Linked DNA regions of Mus musculus: region 1 is linked to region 2. Evidence: chromatin loops called from intact Hi-C (ENCODE). Cell type or tissue: left cerebral cortex. All regions are shown on one strand.

Region 1 (8,000 bases), 110 kb after region 2:
TGAGTAAATTATTCTAGGAATCAGTTTGCAATTTTAAATTAATGGAAATATTACATGACACAGGACGATCTCTCGGAATTAAAGTTTAAATAAACGGTATGTAGCTATGGATATGAAAACTCATAGCTAGGTCTTACATTCAAAGAATAGTTATATTTTCATGATACACCTATTATATATTGAATTGTCTACTTCTAGTGTATATATATATATATATATATATATATATATATATATATAATATTCTCAAAGAAAGGAAAGTGAAAACCTTGCCTTGGATCCCCTGTGAAGAGAGTTCAGTGGTTTTTTTAGTTCATATTTTTACTTCAGAAATAAAGAAACTGAGTTTACAACGGTTTGACTGACGTGTTAGCGGCCGACCTATAAATTTATTTATGAATTTAATTTCTAATAAGTGAAGATTCTTTAAATAGTAGTGTTATTTACAGCATCCTTTTCACCACAAACACTGTCCCTAGCTGCCCGGCAAGTGTTTTCCAGAGTCCCCAGGTTTCTCAGATGCTAAGCCTTCTCCTGTGTTGGCTTTGTTCCTATGCCCACTCCTCAAAGGCTTGCTCAGATGCAACTTCTTAATGATGTCTTCTTTGGTCATCTCAGCTGGAAGCGATCTCTACCTCCTCTGATCTGCTACAGCAATTATCACATTCAGCCTTGTAATTCAATATGGCTTAGTGAAAAATCATGTGTGGATGAGCGCTGGGGTTCAGTAGAGAGGGGCTCAGATTTTGGCTTTGCTCCTCATAGGGGAAAAGACGCGGACTTGTCTGTCAGCTTCCATGAGTCAGAGTAAGGGATTAGATGAACAATCTTAATGAAGTTTACCTTTGATCTTCCAGCAATATGGTTACTGATTATAACTGGAAAGATACACTTGGAGTAGATATGTCATTCAATTATCAATTCTGTATGAGAGAGCTTCATTATATTGACTCTTGAGCTACACTTTTCTTAAGTTTGAAAGCCACATACTCGTTTATGTGTTTATATACATAATCATATGCTTCAAACACAGATACCCTTGCGCTGGATTTTGTATTCCAGCCTACCACCACACCATTGTGCTGTGTTCTCCATTCCATAGTGCTGTAACAGTATTGCAAAATAGGGCAGCGCTGAGTGAATGAATGAACACATGGTAAAAAAGCATCAAAAGGATTACTATCCTCATTGAAATTTTTACTGCCAAGTTGACAATGTTAAAAATACAGAGTAACAGCTCAGCGCTGTTTCAATACAATAAGCTATTTTTTTTGTCATGGTTAATCCATTTAAAACTGAAAAGGGGGCTTGTTCTCTAAACAACATAAATTTATATCTTTTCACCAAGAAATATATATTTGACTAATTACTATGCTGTATATGAATATGTAGTAGATAAGATTAAACTTCTAAGATGTTTATAATTGCAACATAAAATATATCTGAACCCTCTGCAAAAATTGTGCAATCAACATGAGGATATGTGATATTCACTATGAAGCACATTGTCTGTCTGTCTGTATATATGTCTGTGTGTCTATAGGTCTGCGTTTTGACTCAGCAGTCATAACCCTGCCATACACAAAGCCATCTAATAACTGGATGATTTGCAAATGTCTTCCACATGGGCTACAGCTATGCGTATGTAGATGCTGCTACACTCAATCCTGTAACTGTAAAGCAATACAATCAACATAAGCAGATTCACGTTTTTATTTTACTTTATTTTATTTTTTATTTCCTAATGTGTTAATGCTCAACGGATCTTTTGTTTTGTGACAAGCACAATGTGAGGACCCTCAAAACCCTCATTTATCATTGCTCTTCCCTCCCTCCCCACTCTTTCTTTTCGGGTGATACTTATTTCTAACGGCTTATGATCTTCACTGGATAAGAAGAAGACATTTGAGGTCGAGAGTGTGGAGGTTCAGGGTGGGAGGGGGGGACGGCTATTTTGAATCTTCTGATGGTGAGGTTTCGCTCACTAAGGAGCTCTCTGTGGGTTTCTGGCATTGTGTTTTGTCTGCTTGCAAGTGAGCCGGTGATCGATGGGGAAAGTGTTCATTGATTTGTAGTGCCTGCGCGCTGCAGCCAACCAGCACTAGAGTGAGGAGGCAGCATCATGAATCTCTCAACTATGCATATTTATATGCAGCTGCTGAACTTCGAAACCTCTCGTGAATACAAAGTACTTGTGTGGCCACCAGTTTGCACAATGCCGTCCTGCTGCATGTTCTGATATAGCTACTGTACGGGAGAATGGATGTGGGAGAGGGGCACGGTGGGATAGAGAAAGGAGAGGTAAGGGCTGGGGGTTGGAGGGAGGGTTGAGCCTTGTACAATTCCTCATTAGAAAGCAACGGAAATGAGGTGTGTGTGGGAACAAGCAGGATACGTTCTAATAAATGCTCTCCTTGCCTGAATCTCGAGTTCCACAATTGATTAATGGAAACAATGAATTTATGAAATTCTTGGGCAAATGGATGTATCTGGAGGATATCATCCTGAGTGAGGTAACCCAATCACAAAAGAAGTCACTTGATATGCATTCACTGAGAAGTGAGGCTCCCTGATAACGATGTGGTTAAAATATGCTGGCATCATTGAAATCATCATAGCAATGAGCTGTGCGCATGAGAAAGTAACCTCCCCTGAGTGAATCGCAGCTTTGCTTCGGGAGAGAGTAGATGCGACAATATAATGGGAGGGAGGGGTGAAGGCAGGAAGATATAAAGAATTGTTAATATTATTGGGAAAAATTAAGTAAAGTGAAATGCAGGAGGATGTTAAGAAAAATATATGAAGGGGCATGCATTTGAGAGTGGGGATAGAATGGGAGGGGCAGGAAAGAGGCAATAAAGCTACAGGGGAGGTTAGGAGACCTGAATATTCAGACAATATGAAGAAGGACTGTAAATAGGAGAAATAAAATAGGGAAAGAAACAGCCAAACAAAAACTATCACGGTGTGTGTGTGTGTGTGTGTGTGTGGGGGGGGGGGGGGCACAAGATATGCCTTTTCCACAGGAGACATTCTTTTGTTGAGAAAGATGCATTTTATATAAAGTACAGAGTAAGTCACAGATTTTTTAAAAAGTGACCAAATTTTAATAAGATTACGGTTTACAAACAGATTAAATCTGTAAACTTGGAGATTTCTATACCCAATAATTAAAGCATATTTTCTTAGTTTTTAAAGGCCTATAGTTAAAGATAAGAAATCTGGGTTGGGGGATATGTTTGCAAAATTGAAAGTCAAATTGAAACATCACTATTTTGAAATTATCTTCATTCAGAAAGTTCTGAAGACCAAACTCAGTTCAATATTGTTAACCCCAATAGTGCTACGGGGCCTCCAAGAAAAGCTCATTTTATTATGAGATTAGGGCTTGTCTCCAGCTGAAGTTTTATCAAAGAAACATAAAAGGAAACCTCAAATTCAATGTCTAGGTAGTTTCACTCCAGTATCAAAACCAAGCTTTATATGTTTCCACATAGAGTTACAGCATTGGTACAGACCAAAGTGCAGCTGCTCTTTTGACCATCCTATCCAATGGCCTTCTTCCAAGTCCTTCCCTCTGAGATTTAAGGAAAGCTGTCAATCCTTAGCTCTCAAAGGCTTAGGAAAATGGATGGAAATTGAATGTTAAAAGGCCAGCACATACTGTGTTGGTATTAGATTCCAATATTACTAAGCATGTCCAGACTTTTAAAAAATATACAAAACCTCTGGTACGCATAAGCACTAGCGCGTGCACACACACACACACACACACACACACACACACACACACACACACACACACACACACATACACACACAAACACACACAAACACACACTACATATACACACAAAAGCTTACTCTATTTTCAATGATGTCAAACTCTCTTCTAGCAATGTTCTCCCCCTAGTGGTGAGTCAGCACAAAAAGTGCCTTCTCAAGTGGAAAACCTAGTTTCCTTCCCAGAATTGGTGCTAAACATAAAACAATGTGAAACTTTACTTTTCTCATTGAAAAAATAATAGGAAAACAATATTCTCAATTTTAACATAATGTTTTTCTATTTTAAAATTTTAAATGATTTAACCTTTATCAGAGTTATGCAATGATTATAAACTCATCCATGTGCATATGCACATTGCTACAAGGACATTTCTGAGGTTATATAATAAGTGGTTATCTTTTAATCGGCTACCTTTTAGATTTTACTTTACAAGTACTTGTAAATTATTTCCATAGACAAACTAAACCTGAATGCTAAGGACATAAAAGGAAAACTACCAGGATTTAGTCTTATTTCTCATTTACAGGTCTAACCATGGAATTCTTACCATCCTCCTTACCCCATCCTGCTGAAATATGGAAAACTCTTACTGTTTATGCCCTCAGCCTAGGTAGCACAGAGTCGAGGCAACACTGAGTGCATTTTTTTTATATAATTTATCACACCAAGTGATAGTCATTGATTCATGAAAGATACCGTGGTTTCTTTACATGGTAATCAGAGTTCAAGTCTCCACTGAGAAATCATTTGTGAAAATTCTGATTCTGATTTGATTCTAAAAAACAAGAAGAAAGGAAGTCTCGATTTACAGTTAGAAATCTAATGCTGGGTTGGAATTTTTCTCTGTTCAACATGGAGGTTCATGAAGGTTCCCATTGTTTTCAGTTAATAGATGAAGCTGATGGAGGCAAAAGAATTTCAGACTGTGTGACTAGAATTTGTGGGTCAAAGAGTAATAACGTAAATATGGAGAGAAACTCTCCGGGGTGTTTCAAAGGTAACCAACTATCATTACCCTTTGCACAGTTACACAGCATTAGGCAAGAGGCAAAATTTTAAACCAAAACTTCTTTAAAAAACAAACTATGTCCATGAATTGCTTAAAAGTTGTCTGTAGACATTTAAGGAGAGGACATACTCTGTACAAAAAGTTTTGGACAATTTTCTAATTGTATGTTAATATCCATCTATATACATAACAAATTTTGCTAAGTGGTGATTAAGGTAAGAGACACTCAGAGTTGGTAACACTCAAATTAAGGCTATGTGAGTGTTTTCTTAAATTTGCTTTCGAATAAATGTTCTGAACTAGGGATTTTAATATCATAATTTACTAAAAATTACTTAATTTAAATTTAGAAGGTAGAAACCAGAATGACATCAATATATACTAAAATATCAATTGATCCTAATTTCCTTTCCTCTAGATAAGAAAACAGGAGATACAGCCATATGAATGGAAATGAGCAGGAGGTGGCGGTTTCACTGAGGTTTATATGAGGTCTTTTGTTTATGTTGAGCTGATATGCTCACTTGATAATTCTACAGTTGCATAACTATTTCATGTGTTACGTATAACATCATCTCTAAAGATGTATTTATAGGTATAACACTGTGACTCTCACCAGGCACAGTCTGGTTCATTTCACAGATGTAAAAATACTGAATACAAACAAAACCTATGACAAAGTAGCTCTCAGCCACAGTGGTCTCCTTTATCACTAAGTTGTAAGGATGTCCCTCAAGTAGAGTCTACCTTCCTCGTGTTGAAAGACCAGAGTTGCTACTGCATATGTTGTTTGCTGCTATTATGTATATCTTTCTTTCCTCCTCTATTCATTCATATATATATATATATATGGTGTGTGTGTGTGTGTGTGTGTGTGTGTGTGTGTGTGTGTTACCAGGAACCAAACCCACAGTCTTGTACACTGAAGGCAAAGGACTACATGCCCTTTCCCATTTTGTGTGCTATGTTTCCACTGTGTGATCAAAACAATCTGCACTGAAATTTCTTAATGAAAATTTTGGTGAGATTGTTCGGAATGATCAGGAATTATGCAGAAGTTTTAATCTTGGATGAGTCATATAATTTTGGGGTAGCTTTCTGCATGTGTGAGACATCTAAGATAATAGTAAAACTGATTTTCAAATTTAATAAAACGTATAGCAACATTTCTGAGGAATGTAAACATTAAATAAGTAGTATTTCCTGCAATATTATTCTTAGAAATATTATCAAAATAATAGAAGCAAACTGGGATAAATCCAGCGAAGCACAAACTCATCAAATCCTTCCAATTCCACCACAGCATGAAAAAATGAAATCAAACAATTAAAAATAAACAAACTGTACTTATAGTCCTGCCTGCTTACTTAGATCTAATGCACCCATTAACCAAAGGAATGCTGAACAGGTCAAAGGTGCAATGTTTATTTCCAAAGTTACTTAAAACTGTATTTAATATTTTCTTGCTTGGATTGTTTATTTGCAGAAGAAATAATAAGCATGAAAGTCACTATTAATAGGCCTTTGCATCAAGTACAAGTCAAATAATAATAACTTTAAGTAAAAGAATCTTTAAGAATATTGTGTAATATTATAACCATAATACTCATTTTCCTTAAGGCAAGCTTTGGTATCAGAGACCTTGGTGTAATAAATATTTAGATCATTGTTTACAGGCTGAATCTAAATAGCATCTGTTTGTGCATTGTGACATACTCAAAAGTCTGAACTAAATACAACATTGTCGTTTATGCCACTGGAAGGCACCTATTGAAATGAAAATGCGCTTTAATTGACATTGAGTAAAATAATTTTCTCAATAGTCCCCTAGTCTTAATCGTAGTAAAAAAAAAAAAAAAAACTGTACAAAGGAGTGGTCAGATACTATATGATGTCCAAATATAGAAATAACATATAACTTTTTCTTTGGTGAATATCAGTATCTACTATTCATTACTTCTTTGTATAGATTTTATGCTGAGGCAAAGTAGAAACTGACACGATTTGATTTTTTTTACCCCAATGGATCAGGTACTTTCATTGCATAAAAACAATTTTGATGAAAATAGTTTTTCTTCAGAATTGTCTCAGAAAATACAGAATATTCATGGAGCTTCAGGAGACAGGAACATTACCAGAAGATATAAAATGACTCACTGATAAACTCCAACTGTGCCCAGCTCAAGGGCAATACTAATTTGGTCATTTTTCATATTGCTTTAATTCTCCCGACTTTTGCTTTACCCATAATAGAGGAATTCTAAAATTGGGGGAAAAATAGCTCTATATGTTTACATGAATTATTCAGGAAAGTAAATGCTGTATTTTTAATGGAAATTTAAAATTAGTTTTGCAGCGATAACTTGGTCGAGGAAATTAAGATGAATTTGAACCTCTTTTCCCAGCCTCTCGTTTTCTCAGTGATTCACATCGATGCCTGAGGCAGAACACTTCCCAACACTGTCTCCAGTTCACCACCGAAAATATCAGCCTGACCCTGGGAGGCTCCCGTTACACCGACAGCAGAATAATTTTGAAGAAATGAATGTCAATGTGCCATCTGCAGGCATTCTGCATCAATCTTAAAGGACATGTGAATAACCTCTGGATTACTTTACTGCATCTAGTTTGCAATCGGAGATGATAAATAATTCACTTACCATTGTCAGAGAGAAAATACCAGCGAAACCCCGTACAAAGACTGAAAATCACCTGTTCCTTTCCTTTGTGTCCCATGGAGAATTATGGGAACAGGCTCTTTTCCTTTGTCAGTTTGTTCACTTAATGGATAAGACTTTACTCTCTAGCAATTTTATAATCTGTCTCAGTTAAAACTGAGCTGGAAATATTAGAAAAATGACTAAAGCCCTAGAACAAAGGCTTCAGAATATTGTCCAGGCTTCTAATGTGATGTGCAATTAATAATTTCATATTTTAGAAACTCACAAACTTCTAATGTTTTGTTTCCATCTGCTATTCCTCTGGACTGAAAAAAGAAAAACTAAAAATAATGGTTTTTATTGCACAAATTTCCAAAATCATTTCTCTGTTCTTCATATTTTCCTTGACACTTATAGTCATTACCAAATACCCAGATGTGTTATGCTACAAAGTACTTCCATAACATATTATAAACCAAGTGGTTAAATAATACCACCCCTCATTTCTATTTTGTTGATGCTACTTCAAGTTCATTTTTCTTTC
Region 2 (8,000 bases):
GCTAAAATTACCATGTATAAAACAATATTCTCTCATATTAGTATCAACAAGAATAAGATCAATAAAGAAAACTGTAAATCGTTTCTTTTTCAGGCCTCGAGTATGATTAGAATCTCATTTGACGTAGTCTAAGCCACAGTTCTATGGAAGCATGCATAATTTATTGAAATAACTAATGTATATAATTCTACGCATACAAAAACTTATGAATATAAACAACTCTTACAATGAATCTTCTTCATCTTAAAACACACCCAAAGCGATGTTTATTTTTTTAAAAAGAACTTGTGTTTTAATTCTACTTCTTGTACATATCTCTTACAACACTTTTATACGATAATCACAGTAAATACAAACGCTATTTCTATTCTACTGTGCCATATCTTTAGAGTACCGATTCTGAAGATTGTATTTTGGGGGTGTTGTCATGGTGAAACCCTTGCTGATTAGAAAGAAAACCATTGTTCTTTGCGCCTATGCAGAATCTATGCCTGTTCTTTTGTTCTGGTGGTTTATGCCGAGAATCAATAAGGTCCCAAGCTGCTGGTATCCCTCCGCCTAGGTCCCAAGAACCTGACTTGTGATGTTACTAAAATACCTCACAAGTTAGGGTCTCAGGGACTAGGCAAAGTCTCGTGTGATGCAGGAGAATTCTTCTTCCAGGTAAACGGACAGCTTGGGAATTAGAGTTGGGTTCATTTATTTTTAATCTTCTAAATACTAATTGAAACACACAGACAGAAACATAAGTAACACATGAAAGTCAAAGATGAGCTGAATAATCAGGACGGCCACCTATAGATCAGAACTTACAGTAATGTGGGGCATGAAAAACAAAGCAGACAATGGACATTTAAGAATCACCCCATTCTATCCAAAGAAGGAGACAAAAATGGGTTAAAATATGCTCCTTGCAGATTTTTACAGCAACACCCACTTCTATTACACTAAAAAAGGATTATATGCCAGTTAATGGGGCCCTAATTGATATTTTGCTTCTATTGAAGTTTTATATATCACAACTGTTACTGTGGGCCCAGGATATACAACACTTCAAACTCTCATTTAAATTATTACAGATAAGATTTAAACAAAAACTTTGAATATGTCATAATTTAATACCTATTAATGTTGATTTTTCTCTTTAAATATGCAAACTATTCAGACAGCAAATATTTTCATGCACACTTCATAGTTATTTGAACAAGACCACCTAACAAGCTTTAACTTAAAATCCTGGCAACATAGTAAGAAAACAAAAAAAGATCCTTTACTTTGAATAATTACATTATATAGTTCAATACTTTTGAAAATACACAGTCTCAATCCTGACTATTCATCAAATTCTCTCCCATCTTTTCGCCTTGTTGTGAAAGAGCAGAATCTGGACTTTAGGAATGATCCAAGGTTTAGTAGCACAGAATGCAGGGCAAAACAATCACACTTAGCACAGCATAAAACTCCTGGCCACAGAAGTGGAATCTGGTTCTTCAGAAGTGGTTGATCTTAAAAGGGAAAAGCAGGGGGGTTAGAAAAGGAGAGAGGGGGAGAGAGAGAGAGAGAGAGAGAGAGAGAGAGAGAGAGAGAGAGAGAGAGAGAGAGAGAGAGAGAGAAATGGAATGATTTAGAGTGTTTTCCTCTAGGCAGGTGAACCATCCATTTCCAGGAAGCTGCAAGGAAAGCTATGCTGAACAAAATATTTGCTAAGTGTTCCCCTCCCCCACCCTAGTACCACACCCCTTTCTAACCACCACCCCCCTTCACCCCTGCCCAGATCTTTACTTTGCCTTGTAAGACTTAAGCATTCTGTTCCGTGATGTAATGCATCATTATATAAGATCTCTTTCTGTTTATCATTTGATTTCCCATACTGAATCACTTATGGCCCCAAATAAATAGTTTTATAGAAGAAAAAAAAAAGATAAAACCAAAACCAAAAGAAACAACCAAAAAGCAGCATTCACAAAAAGCAAAGAGGAAAAAAAATAAAATTAAATAAAACAAAACAGTACTTAGATAAAAGTCCATGCTTTTTCCTTAAAACTGAATATGGCTTTACAATTTTTGACCATAGCATTCAACCAATTATTAGAATGAAAAATCTCACCCCTCCATAAATATGACATTAACATAATTATACCACCCCCATCACGGAGACCCATCCTCCTTAGGGAATACATCTGATGCTCCAAAGATGGAAATCAGTCAGATTTTAGTTGCTCTCCAACGTACCTTTGCTTCTCACTGACTGACTGGCTTTTACCCTCCACGCACTCACACGCCACCCCCTCCCCTCGGCTAGACACGGATGCCCGAGCGAGCACGCGCGCGCGCACAGGCACACAGACACACGGAGAGAGTCGGGCTAGCATCTGATGCTGACTCAGAGCGCTTCTGTGTGCAAGGGGTGGCGGCGGCTGGTATTTTCACTGCGCTCATCATTAACATTAACGCACAGTCTGGCATCCACCCTCTCCCAGACCTGCTGGACTGCGGCATTTGCATGACGCTGTCACTCTAGCTTCTGCAGGTCAGATGATGGAAGGAAATGGGGAGAAAGAGAGAGAGAGGGAGAGAGCGAATTAAAAAAGAAAAGAAAAAAAAGCCTTGAGACTCTCCTAAGAAATGCCTTCGTTTTGTCCTTATTTTTCCACCTTTTCTACTTCCTCTGTGGCTGTCTCTCAGCTGTTTGACATCTTCCCGGAAGAAAATGCCTTGTGCTTCAATGAGCCAGTCGCCAGTTAGTCCTCCCCTCCCTTCCCTCCAATCCCCACCCTTTTCCCTGCTAATCAATAAGACAGATCTGCAAGAGCAGTGTGGAGACAGACTCAGGCAGAGTCTCGCCCGGGTCCCCACCTAAGGAAGCAGCCAGGCCGGCTCACACACACGTGACACAGAAAAAAAAAAATACCATCAGTTTCTTAACAGCCTTAGACTTTATTCTGCGGTTTCATTTTCTTTCCCCCTTTGACTGAAGAAAGGGCAAAAGAAAGTCTATCCGTTTTTATGTGAAGACCCCACCCAGCAGCAGACACCCGTACATCCATACGCCCATAAGGCTGGGTGTGTAGAGATCAATTCTTTCTAGTCAAATAAATAAATACATAAATAAATAAATAAAATCTAAAAGCTAGGATTTTAATCGAAGTGATAGCTTCATGTTTTTATTAGCTATGCTCTCATTTCATAGGAATTAAAAGACAAGACTTGCCAAGATCTGACTCATCAACGGGATTTAAACTGTGTTGAAATGCTAACTTGGTGGAATGAGATCGACTAGCTGGATATTAGTATATTTTAATTTTAAAGACTTTTAAAAATAATAATACCTGACTGTTCGTGGGTATGTACATCGTAAAAGTGTTCTGGTTCAGCATATTGTGATTGAATATGTAGATTTAAATAAAAGGTGGATCCCTGTACATCTGTACACTATTACTAAAGAGCCAAAACCTTTGGCCATGATTGTGCTGGTGTTTCACAACATAGAAGACACCAGTTTCTTTGTTCTCCAGTCTCTCCCTGGGATGACAGTATGGTAAACTGCCACCTTCCCTTTCTACACTAGCAGTGTTTCTGAATTACTTGCCGGGCAGACTTAGCTATTGGTGACTCTACAGAATACAAAAAAGCATACAAAAGGGAAGGAACTATCACCATCCTCCAGCCAATGCTGGCTGGTGCTGCAAATATGTCAGTTTACTCTCATAGGCAGTCCCAGCATGCAATGCGGCACGCACGACCAAGGAAGGTAGCAGTTTGGCAACAGATCTGTGGCAACAATTGCGGAGAACAACCAACCGCTCGCTGAGGTTCCAAAGAAAACATCACAGGATCCATAAAGAGATGCAAGTAGAAATCAGCTCTTACAGGCTTCTGATTTGAAAGAAAAAAAAAAAAAAGGAAAAGGAAACAGGGGTGGGGCGGGGTGAGGTGGGCTGGGGTGGGGGTGGGGGCCAGCAAATCTCAAGCACAAAGACCAGCGGAAAAAGGAAAAAAAAAAAAAAAAAAAAGGAAAAGAATGTCCACAGGAAGGAAACAGGATGTTGAGTTCGTACTTTCAGAAAAAAAGAAAAAAAAGGCATGAAGGAAAAGGATGAGAGAGGTAGGCAGAAAAAGAGATGGATGGAATAGAGACCCAGAGAAAGAAAGATGGGAAGGAGCAGAGCCGCCATGCTGGTTGTTAATTGCCACAGAGAATATGAAGCATGATTTCTGAGTCTGGAGACTGCAAAGGACTCGAGTCCAGAATCGGATGAAAAGTTGAAATAAAGACAGACACCCACAGGTTAGCTTAGCACAAGTGTCTGCCAGTGGCAGCAAGAAGCCTGCAGAACTTGTCCTGTTTTTGCGTCTAGCTTATTGCCTTGATCAGACTTTATTTTGATTTTTTAACTCTCTTACATATGTGAATTCTTTAGGCTGCCTTTGTCCCCCCATATAGTTACCTACAATGCTCTTGATAAATGAGTGTCATGACTTTGCTATGGCTATCAGATCTAACAGGTTGACGATTTTAATAATTGAGTGTGTGCTTACAGCTACTGGCCACTGATATCCCGCTCTGTAGACCTTGTGCATGAACATCTCACTTGCAGCTCTTGGGACAAGATACAAGATACAAGGCACCTTCAACTTTTCTCCTTAATCGATGGTATTTCTTTCTTTACATTCATACAAGCATACATGGCTTAACTCCACAGAAAGCACAAAATATATTAACTGAGGGATTTAGAAAATCAAAGCAATAAACATTGAAAGGAAAATAATTATTACTGAATGACTGTGGGTTACAATATTTATATTGAGACATGAGTTAGCCTGTTCCAAGTGGCCAGGCTCTGTCAAGACTTCTCTTAGGGCCAATAGGAAAGCAGATTTGGTTACATCAACATTGATTTGAAAGGAAATGTTGAAATCAAACAATGTGGTCACCACTGTCATAGATGCTAGCTTGAGGTCCTTGCTACCTTTCAGCTTCTAATCAACAAACACTGAAGCAAGCTTTTCCCTACGTCAGAATTTATGCGGTGACCACAGGCAAAGTATTTACAAAGAAAAGTTTTGACTTCACTTTTACATTTCATTTGAAAGATGCAGCACATGTACAATCACGCAACAATTATTTTCAAATACTATTGGACATTTATTTTCTAAGCTTTTAAAAACTCACTGCTCTGATTCGGATGGTAAATTATTTATCAAATTAAAGGAAGTAATGCTTTGAAATAATATCCTTTCTTCCAGGGCAAGAATGTCTTTTATTTATTCTAAAGGGTATGTAAAATTGGTGTAATTGTGAGTATCATTAATTTAATGTATGATGTTTGTAATAAGGAGGACAGATGATATAAACTGATGCATAGTTTATATTTTGACTTAAAATTCATGAAAGTATAGACACTGTATATTATTCACCTGTTGAATATTTTTGTGCCATATTTAACTTGCATTCTGCAATCAGCTACAACCAGAAATCTGTAATATAAAGTAAATGTTTAAAAATATCAAAGTTCATTGCCTCTGTTCCCCTATCTGTATCTCTGGTGGGCAGTATGAATTGATGGGAATCTACTCTTCTGGACAATGTGAATTTAAACTATTTTCTAACTTTGTGAAGAATATATTATATAATTCTGACTTAACCCACCCCTCAAAAGGTTTATAGAGTAATTCATCACTGGACCCCAGTGTTTTCCTTCTCCTTTAGGAGACAGAAACTGTATTGATTTACTTAGGGATCTAATATTAAAAGTATTTCCTTTTGATGGAAGTGCCTTTATTTCTAAATTTTGGCTAAAGCAGTTTTATTTACTAATAGCTTTTTAAAATGTAAGATGACTTATGGAGAAAGCTTTTCGAAAAACTAAGCTTCTCCCCACCCCCAAATATAACAATGATTTAACAAAATCAAAAGACTCAACAGTCTCTTCATTCTGTGGGCTCCGAGTAGCTCGGCCATGCTTATTTGTCTAACCTTTCCAGAATGGAGAGCCATGTTCTCTCTAGTGCCAACCAAGACATATCAGAGTTCTGCTTTCCAGAAGGCATGGAGTAGTCGTGAGAGAAGCAAAAATACAGAGAGGTTTTTTTTTTCCTCTCTCTCTCCATTTTTCCACATTAGAAAGGAATAGCAGAAACTGAAATAAAAGAAATAGATCTCTTATTTTTTTTTTTAGTGCACATAACGAATAAGCAAACGATAGAGATGAGACTCAGATATCAGTGAATTGGTGTTGGTCTGGTTAGGAACTTTCTATGAACTAAAACACCTAGTGTTCTTGTTTGTCTAAGTAAGATACATCCGAGTAAGGAATAGATCCCAAATCAGATTTTAAAGAAAGACAAAATATACTAAACTAAAAGTGTATATTAAAATCATAATAATGAAGAAGAATGTTTGATCTTAACCAAAAGAAAATATATGACTCACTTTTCTTTAATAATTTTGCTGTTTGGTTTTTTTTGGGGGGGGAATGGCTTTGTTTAAATCAGACATCCAATAAGTGGGATGTCAAATGTTGATCTGTCAATCTGATAAGTCTTTCTCTCTCTCTCCTGCTATATAACTGCAAGGTATCATATCCCTCTTTTATTAATTAATTTAAAAATGGCCTGATTGTAAATCACTGTAGTAAGCTTTTCCATGTTTCCACATCCACTTTCCCCTTCTCTTTTCAGCTCTTTTGGAAATACAGAACCTATTTTTGGTTCCAGTCTTCATCAGTAGACCTAGGAGGACTGCATTCAGAGTTGCACCAATGAGACTAGACACACTGAGCCAGGGGAAGGCAGGGCAGGAATGTGAACTTGAAGGAGGTTTTTAAGGCCAAAGTGTTTTTTGCCTTAGTGTAGTCCCTGGAGCAAACAGCTCTTGAGTCTGAAGCTGGGAATCCCTCCTTCAGTTAAAAGGGCAACTTATTGTACGGTAAGGCCACTGGGAGGACAAAACACCAGGCTACACATCAAGTCATGCTCAAACATGAGAGAGTGCATTTGAGTAGCTATCAGTACTACACACAGCAATAGCCCACATGGATCCAAGCTTTTAAAGAAAAGATATAAACAGAAAGAAAAATGATAGCAGATAGCTTCAGAATGGCACTGTTATATTGAGAGTTGCATCTGTAGACAGCAATCAAGGACAATTCTAATAACCTATCTTTTAACTAATTCTACTATAGGAAAGAGCCGCTTTCTGTCTGGCAGTACCTATGCCTTGACGAAACAGGGGAGTGGGGGTGACATGGTAATTAAAAAGCTTCTCTAAATCCTGGGGGACCAAGATGCAGTGCCAGCTCAGGAGCTCATAATGTTCACTGTCTTAGAAAAGTCATGGAACTTAAGAACTTCAACTTTCTAATCTTGAAAATTAAGAGGGAGAGCCAGATTACCGCCAAGACCTAACTCTGCTGGAAATAACTGTGCTGCTTGGGTGGAAATGAAACTGAGATGAGACCTGTGCTGGTCAATATAACCTAGTATTGTTTTGTGAGCTTCTGTGGCTGCACCATTTTCAGTGTCATAATGGCTTTCTGGTTGCTCTTGTGACAAGAATGCTAGAGAGACTTTCTTCTGATATCCTCCATAGCTGATCTGAGGACCTAACCCCAAAGCTGGATTATGACGTCAGCTGCAGAAGATGGCCACATCAAAACTCTGTACCAAACCTTTTTTTTTTTTTTTTTTTTTTTTTTGCGTGGGCTGCCTATTCACAGCCTATTCACATGGTTTGAAACAGTATCTGAGATATAACCTTTTAGATTTATAACTGGAGAGGTATTGTTTTCTAATACGGAAGTAACTGTGTGTGGTATCACAGTACATATGCAGAAGAGCATAACTGGAAAACGCCCCAATAAGCTTACCTTAAATGAATCCTACATGCTCTTCTTAATACAGAATTATGTTTTCCTTTCTCTATGCTTAACGATAGATATTTTCTCATCGAAACACTTCTAGATGTATACCTAATTGGAAGCAAGTTCAAGACTACTTTC

Evidence for each region. Hi-C counts contacts between places; a loop is a spot of excess contacts. Peaks named below come from ENCODE experiments on the same cell type or tissue, not always from the same donor. Only the 100,000 strongest peaks of a DNase experiment are listed, where the experiment ranks them.
Region 1: a loop joins it to region 2, with 2.4 times the contacts of the local background. A loop is called at or near these places in 3 of 42 quality-filtered maps.

What each region holds. Positions count from the first base shown.
Region 1 is chr16:77,531,136-77,539,135 of GRCm38, reverse strand. All of the region lies in intron 4 of Mir99ahg (Mir99a and Mirlet7c-1 host gene (non-protein coding)), which reads right to left. Among named protein-coding and RNA genes, the nearest start is that of Mir99a, 64 kb to the left of the region's middle. In left cerebral cortex, a CTCF peak has its summit at 3,939 (motif pointing left); DNase peaks (open chromatin) are centred at 1,823, 2,144, 2,578, 3,918 and 1 more place; H3K4me3 peaks cover 1,387 bases; H3K27ac peaks cover 1,325 bases.
Region 2 is chr16:77,638,900-77,646,899 of GRCm38, reverse strand. Mir125b-2 (microRNA 125b-2) reads right to left here and starts at 627; the gene lies at 557-627. In left cerebral cortex, no CTCF peak of the experiment used is centred here; DNase peaks (open chromatin) are centred at 2,332, 2,773, 3,704, 4,274 and 3 more places; H3K4me3 peaks cover 4,486 bases; H3K27ac peaks cover 4,474 bases.